2 separate regions of the Homo sapiens genome follow, and region 1 is linked to region 2. A link is a contact called in ENCODE Hi-C or POLR2A ChIA-PET data. All regions are on one chromosome and are shown on one strand. Each heading gives the region's core, a stretch centred on a gene start or an enhancer-like site at or near the end of the contact. The rest is flanking DNA. Distances are from core to core; before and after follow the strand shown. Region 1 holds the start of RGS19 (regulator of G protein signaling 19). Region 2 has its middle 19 kb from the start of SLCO4A1.

The links. A loop is a pair of places that touch in the nucleus more often than their neighbours do. ChIA-PET counts read pairs that join two places held with the same protein, here RNA polymerase II (POLR2A). Pooled maps may share reads with other maps.
Region 1: a loop to region 2 is called in a pooled map, with 2.1 times the contacts of the local background. The contact joins the promoter of RGS19 here to the enhancer-like site in region 2. A Hi-C loop is called at or near these places in 1 of 50 pooled maps. POLR2A ChIA-PET finds 5 or more read pairs at or near these places in 2 of 52 experiments (activated B cell and activated T-cell).

What each region holds. Positions count from the first base shown.
Region 1 is chr20:64,077,206-64,080,899 of GRCh38, forward strand. RGS19 (regulator of G protein signaling 19) reads right to left here and starts at 2,313. Exons shown (of 6, transcript NM_005873.3): 1 at 2,089-2,313. It overlaps OPRL1 (opioid related nociceptin receptor 1), which reads left to right and starts at 2,877. Exons shown (of 5, transcript NM_182647.4): 1 at 2,877-3,147. RefSeq lists silencers at 2,215-2,894, 3,288-3,461.
Region 2 is chr20:62,622,157-62,625,356 of GRCh38, forward strand. No RefSeq gene overlaps it. Among named protein-coding and RNA genes, the nearest start is that of SLCO4A1, 19 kb to the right of the region's middle. RefSeq lists enhancers at 2,014-2,373, 2,634-2,683 and a silencer at 2,414-2,503. Within about 2 kb of position 1,420, at least 38 of the 41 ENCODE cell types and tissues checked have a DNase peak (open chromatin) inside an H3K27ac peak, as active enhancers do.

The DNA of each region.
Region 1 (3,694 bases), core at 1,063-3,562, 1.5 Mb after region 2:
GAGGTTCCGAGACACCCCCATCCGCTCACTCCCTGGGAAGCCGGAAGCCTGGGTTCCTCTTTCTTGGTTTCCGGCTCCCAGCCCCTCCCAAAGGGGCCCCGAGAGTCTGGGGCTACCAACTGGTGCGTGCGGGTGGTGGCCAGACTGGCTTCTAGGGTGTCTGGGGTGGGGAGTGGGCAGAGTGGCTTCCCACCAAGAGTCCAGGTCTGTCTGTGGGTCCCAGAGGTCTCAGCCAGGGGCAGCAGGCTAGACCTGCAGCAGTGAGGATTTAAGTGGGACTCAGGCTGGACTTGCTGAGGGTGTGGGAAGGGGGGCAGGGCCCCGGTGAGGAGGGACATGCCCCCCAAACATGGTTCTTTGGTCCTGCTACCTCCCACCCAAGACTTCCCTCCCTCCTTGCCCACTGCCTCTAGGCTGTGAAACTGCTGTGGAACCAAGGCCCTACCACAGGGTGCGCCAGCCAGGGAAGTGGGGGTGGCAGGGGTGGGGGGCACCCTGCTCCCCAGTCGAAGCCTCGGAGTCCCTGAGGGGGGTGTGGTGTGGTGCATGTCCCTCCCAGCATTTGGTTGCACCGTCTGCAGGGGAGGTGCACCAGGAGCGCCAAAGCTGTGAGTGGCCCTCATGCCACCTAAGATGCCACTTCGAATCCCAAGTCTCCTTGGGCGATGGTACAGGGGGGCCAATCAGTGCCCCGGAGGCAGTTGTGAACACCTGCGCCCACTTCTGCCCAGGGCAGGGAGGGGCCTCCGTGCACATCCGCCACCCTCCTCATGTGCCGCCACCCTCCCTGGCCAGGAAGCTCACAACTTGATTCTACTTTATTTTCTCAATCTTCATCCCCCCGCCACGCCTCCCCTAGCTCGTGGCCTTTGAATGCTTGTTTCTGGCTGGTTGGCTTCTCTTGGCCTCCTGGGACGGTGTGTGAATGGCCCTCAGAAGAGACAGTGCTGGAGTTCTGCACTCTTAGGGCCCCCAATACCCCCGAGGCCTGGGCATGCAGAGGCCACTGCCCTGGCCCAAGTCTGGGGCAGGTGCAGCATCCCCTGGGACCTTGGCCCCTCACCACCGGCCCAGTTTCCTCTGAGACTGGGGGTCCCACGGGCTCCTAGCAAGTAGATGAGGAGACCGAAAGTAGCCCTGCAGCTGGGCTTTCTTTCAGGGGTCAAGTTTCTAGGGAAAGGAAGGGGCGTGGCAACCTGAGGTTTGGTAGCTGTACCCAGACGGGGCTGTCTGTGGCTTCCCCAGGCAGCAGTTCTTCCTCCTCTCTGTCCCCACCCAGGGTCCTCCCCCACACTCTAGCACCCCTGAGACTGTCCCCCTGGGCTACCATCTCCACCCCAGCTCTGAACTGGAGGAGGGGACGTGTTTAGGGGTGCAGGGCCGGGGTGCTAGGGGCTGCATTTGCTGCAGAGCAGGGAGCCAGCCCCTTCTTTCCCAGTTGCAGGCCCTGGACCTGGTCACCTGTCCCTGGACCTGGCTTCCTGTACCCTTCTCAGGTCAACTGGGGCAACCCATGTCCCCAGGCTACCCTCCCCCCGTCTCTCCTGGGGGATACAGAGTCTCAACTAGGGTCCTCCTGCTTGTCAACCTGGCATTGGGGACCCCCTTCCCCAGCCTCCCAGGCTTTGGCCCCCAAGTCTGGGATGGGATAGGCTGGATAGGCGGCACGTCTGCTCTCTGGGGATAGAGGATCCCTTGGGAGTGGCTGCCGCTTTGCTCCACAGAAGGAAAAAGAACGTCCCAGAGCCTGCCCAGTCCAAAAAAAGAATAAGAAAATGTGACAATCCCAGAAAAAAATGTCATAACCTTTGGGAGGGGGGTTGAAGAGGGGCTCCATTCTCAGTCCTTAGCTCCTACCCAGGGCCTTTCCCATCTGCCACCCTCCACATCTGGCTGGTGGGCGAGCCCTGGCCTGGCCCCTCCAGGGAAGGCCAGCTCTCCCCACCTCTGAAATGGTGGTGGTGGCCCACCCACCACGCTCCTCTCTCTGCTGTTAGGGTCCAGTCTGGAGAAGCCTGTGTTCTCCTCCAGGTGCCTCTTTCTTCAGCCTCTGACGCCCCCACCCCTACCTCAAAGCTCCCTACTCACCAGCGACCCAAAGGCGGGGTGGGGGCAGGAGGGGCCAGGTTGGGTCTGGGCCCCACCCTGGCTGCCGAAGGGGCGTGCACTGCAGCAGCAGGGACTCAAGTCAGACGGCAGGAGGGACTCCTGCGGCGCTCTGGAGGGAGGCTAGCGCCAGGAGCCCCCGATCGGCTGGGGCCGGGGGCGCAGCGCCTCCCCTACAGCTCGAAGGGCTGAGTGGCTGCCAGATCCAGCGGGGTGGGGGCGGGGGCGGACAGGGTGTCCCGCCCCGGCCCCTCCTCACCGGGCTGAGAGGGGGAGGGAGACGCGGAAACCTGGGTTCTTCCGGCCCCCACCTTTGAGCAATCACTTCCCCAGGCTTTGAGCTCCAGAAAAAGGGGAACCCGGCTGCGGCGCCCCCTCCCCCACGCGCGGGGGGCGGGCTCCACTTCCACTGCGGCCCAGGGTCCACGTGGACCTGGCGGCGGGAGCCCTTGGGGTTCGAGTCCCGTGCGCCGGCTCCCGAAGCTCCCGCCCAGCACGGTCCCCGGGCCCGGGCCGGGAGGGGCAGGGCCGCTGTCCCCGGCGCTGCGCGCGCGCACTCACCAGCCGCGCTCCCGAGCCACTCGCGCCGCCGCCGGCCCGCGCGCTCCAAGGTCCGGCCCGACAGTCGGGGAGGGGGCGCGGGGGCGCAGTGCGCAGGCGCCTCGGCGGCACTTCCCCAAAGCCAGGGGCCGGGACTTCCTCGCGCCGGCGGTCGCCGGGCCCGCCCCGCCCGCCGCGCCCCGCCCCGCGCTCGGCCGGCTCCGCACCCCACCCGCCCCGCCCGCGCGTCGGCCCCCACAGTCGCCTGGGGGTGGCCCGGAGAGTCGAGGTGCTCATAGTGGAGCCCTGGCTCCCGGGCGGACGGAGCCGCACGGTAGTAGATGGGGGTGTGGCCGTGGCCCCCGACTCTGCTCGGCGGGGCCGTTCCTGCTTTGCCATCCGTGTGGGACTTCCACGACAGTGGAGGCACGAGAGCTGGGCCCCATATGCTGCTTGCCCAGCTTGGGAAAGAGGAGGCTGCTGCAAAGGACCGATCGGCGGGTACGCCAGCCCGGCCCACCCCTCGCCTCCGTGAGCCGCGTCTGTAAAACTGGGTTAAGAGCCGCCTGTCTGTGCTGTGGGGGGTTCCCAAGGAAGGGGGAGATTCCTGTGCTGCGGGGCTGGGGAGAACTGGGGGTGCGGGTTCTTGCATCCGGAGTCATGCCGAATGTCTCCTGTGGGGCCTGGCAGAGTCCCTGCTGACCCGTGTGTCCCAAGATGTCCTAAAGCTTAAGGCCACACTGTCCCCTTTGCCACGAACGCCCTGTCCCTTTGGCCGACTCTTCTCATCCTTTATGACTCGGTACAGACGTGGGTTAGGCTTCTCATCGCAGCATGCTTTGGCCCTGTGTCAGGGTGGCCCTGACCCTGCTCTGGAAGTGTCTGCAGAGCATCTGTGCCCCCCGCCCCTCCCCTGGCCCGGCTGTGTGCAGCTCCTGTCCTCCCCAGCACAAGCACTCCACCCGGATAGTTCCCAGTGTCGGGATCTGTTCATAAAATGCCTTCCAGTTGCACAGGTCAGGTGCACACCTTACACCTTCACAGAACT
Region 2 (3,200 bases), core at 170-2,669:
GCAGGAATGCCCTCCAGGCAGGTTGGATGGCAGCCCCCGTGACAACCATGTCCTAATCCCCCAAGTCTGTGACTGTCACCTTACTTGGCAAAGGAGTTCAGAACCTTAGAATGGGAGAGGAGCCTGAATTATCCGGGTGAGCCCAGTATAATCACCAGGGCCATCTAGGAAGGAGGCAGGAGGGTCGGAGGCAGAGGAGGGGAGTAGAGGTCCGAGGCAGAGGAGGGGAGTAGAGGTCCGAGGCAGAGGAGGGGCGTAGAGGTCCGAGGCAGAGGAGGGGCGTAGAGGTCCGAGGCAGAGGAGGGGCGTAGAGGTCTGAGGGCTGCAAGCAAGGGCTTGAGCCAAGGAAATGCAGGTGGGAAAGACAGGGACATGGATTTTGCCTTAAAGCCTCCGGAAGGAGCTCATTCCTGCTGGCTCCTGGTGCCCCAGTTCAGTCCTCTGCCTCCAGAACTGTAAGGTGACCTGTGAGCTGTGTCGGCCCTTCGCTGGGGCTGTTACTGCAGCCCCCGAAACTCACCCGGCCTTCGAGAAAAGGAGTGCAGGTCTCACTCTGAGGCCCCAGGAGCCTCGGGAGGTTCCCAGCAGGAAACGACGTGGTCTCCTGCATGTTTCTAACTTAGAAGCCACCGTGGGAGTCCGGCCCGGAGGCAGCCCTGGCCCACGGCTCACGCTGCTCTGGGCTCTCTATAGAGTCGTCCCCCTGCTCCTCACAGTCCTGGTGTCCCCCGCTTTACAGGTGAACAAGCCGAGGCCCAGTGCTGCCTGGGTGCTGGCCCTTGCGACGGCCCAACTGGTTGGGTTGGGGCCATGTAAGTGCCAGGCAGGCTGGTGCTGCCTCCTGGGCGGTCACCTCCCGGGGACGCCACTCGGTCACCAGGGGAGGCGGCCTCAACAGTGCCTGCCGTGTGACGCTCCCCAGCCTCGGAGGTGGCCTTGGCTCCAGGGCCTATGGCAGGCCCATCAGTCCCAACAGGCGGGAAGAGCAGCCTGACCTGGTTGAGCTGGGACCTCCGAGGCCACGGACGTACACACCGTCCTCCCTCCACAGCCTCCGAGGCCGCGGACGTTCACACCGTCCTCCACAGCCAAAGGGCTGCCCGGGTGGTTTTGGTTCCATCAGTGAAGTTTTCTGTGGTTCACTCAGAGCGGAGCTGGGCATGGCTTCCTAATTGTGTCTCCTCTGGAGCACTTCAGAGCCTTCCCAGGGCCCGTGGAGCCTGAGGTGTGTGCTGGCACGTGTGGCACAGGCCTGGGAGTCCCAGCAGCGGCAGAGAGACCCGGAGGGGGTCAGGTGCCCTCCACCCACAGAGAGGGGGTGTGCGTGAAGAGGAGGGGTGGGACGAAGGAGGAGATGTGTTTTCTGCTTTAATGATTTAATGGGTATTTAACCCTCCCTTGGTATTTGCCTGGCTTCCGGGTGCTCTGAAAAGTTTCCCTAAAGGGGCTGGGGGAGGGGAGCTGGCGCCATGAAGGCGTGAGTCAGGTGGGTGAGGCTACGCTTGCTGGAAGGAGTCTACGTGCCTTCTGAACACACAGCTAACAGCCTGCACCTGTCCCAAAGGCCATGCTTCCCTGTGACAATGACTGGTTCCTGCCCACGTCGGGAAAGCCTTGGACAGCTTTCCTGGCCTCCAGAGAACCAGGGGAGTTGGGCTTGTCAAAGTTCCTGGGAGCCAGTGCTTCCCCTGCAGGCTGAGACCAGCCCAGGAAACTTCACTCTCAAACCACCGCCCCAGGGCAGAAACTTCCCTGGCCGCCTGCCCTGGTAATTTTCCAGGGTTGAAATTTTCCTCTCCAGGGCAGGAAGGACCTTCAGCCACTGATAGCTCAACCAGAAATGTTTCTACCGGACCAGAAGTCACAACCGCCCAGAGCATGACTTCACTCAGCCTCAGGGGCGGGGCTGTGGGGAGCAGTGGTCGGGGCCCCTCCCACCTGCAGATCAGGGGTGTGTCTGGCCACGCCCCACCAGCATCTGCAAGGGACAGAACGTTCCAGGGCAGGCAGCACAACAGGCCAAGGACTCAGGATCCCCGCCAGAGGGGCAGGGGCTGCAGGAGGCCACCCGCTCCCCGCTGACCTTGGCAGGAGCACCTGGGAAGCTGTGATGATCCCGCCCGGGTCTCCTCTCGGCCCTGAGGTCGCAGGACTCCAGCCACTGTGGAGATGAGAGGGAGTGTGGCTTCCCCTGAAATGAAACCAGACCCAAACCAAGACAAAAGCCTCCCACATTGATCCTATATTCCTGCCCTTCCTTGAGAGCAAGGGGCAGGATTTGACTTCCCCCAGGGGTAGGGGGGCACGCATGGCTGCTTGGGCCCATGGAAAGTGGCTGGAAGGGCCGCGTGTCACCTCTAGTGGAGACCCCTGGGACCCAGTGTGCAGTGCACCCTGGCCCTGGCAGCGACACCTGCAGCCTCCAGGTGGTGCCCGCGGGGGCCCGTGCAGGGACGCGGGACCAGGGCCCTGGCTGCTGTGGGGCCTGATCTGTCTGTGTTGATGGACACACCTCAGAGCCAGGATGAGGCCCAGAAGGACCAGGAGCCCAGCCTGTCTCCTAAGCAGCTTCCAGGTACTTCTGTATTTGGATATTTTTAGGAGAAGCTCTTTATTATCCAAAGATGTCATCATCAAAAAAGGGAAACGACCATCCAACCACACTTCTGCCAGTTTTACCGAAAGAGCAGACTGTGCCGGAACTCGGTGCTTAAAAGGACAGAGCAAACCCCTAGTCTACTCAGAGAGGAAGGGCACGTCCGCCCCACTCGAGGGAGGAACAAGGCTGTCCACTCAGTAAGTCTTTGTAAGGAGTGCCAGGGTCCTGGGAACAACAGCAGCCTGTGCTCCCGAGAGTCACCTGAGTCGGCCTGGACGGAGCCTGCAGTGACCGGACCAGGCAGGTGAGCGTGTGCCCAGGCACGGGCTCCGGGTTCAGGCACACAGAGACCTCAGCCTTTGCTTTCCCTCCCCACAAATGACGGCAAAAAAACACGTGAATCCAAGGCCCAGGGATGAGCTCGGTTTTTCCGTTCACAGTGATGCTCTGGGATGTGGAGGAAGAACTGGCACGAGGCTGCAGCGACGCGGCCCGGGCCTCCGAATGCTGAGTCAAGCAGGGCCATTGCACGAGGATGGGCGGGTGGGCGCAGGCCAGAGGTGGCTCTCCCGTGTCCTCCGTGTGGCCAAGGAGCATGTTC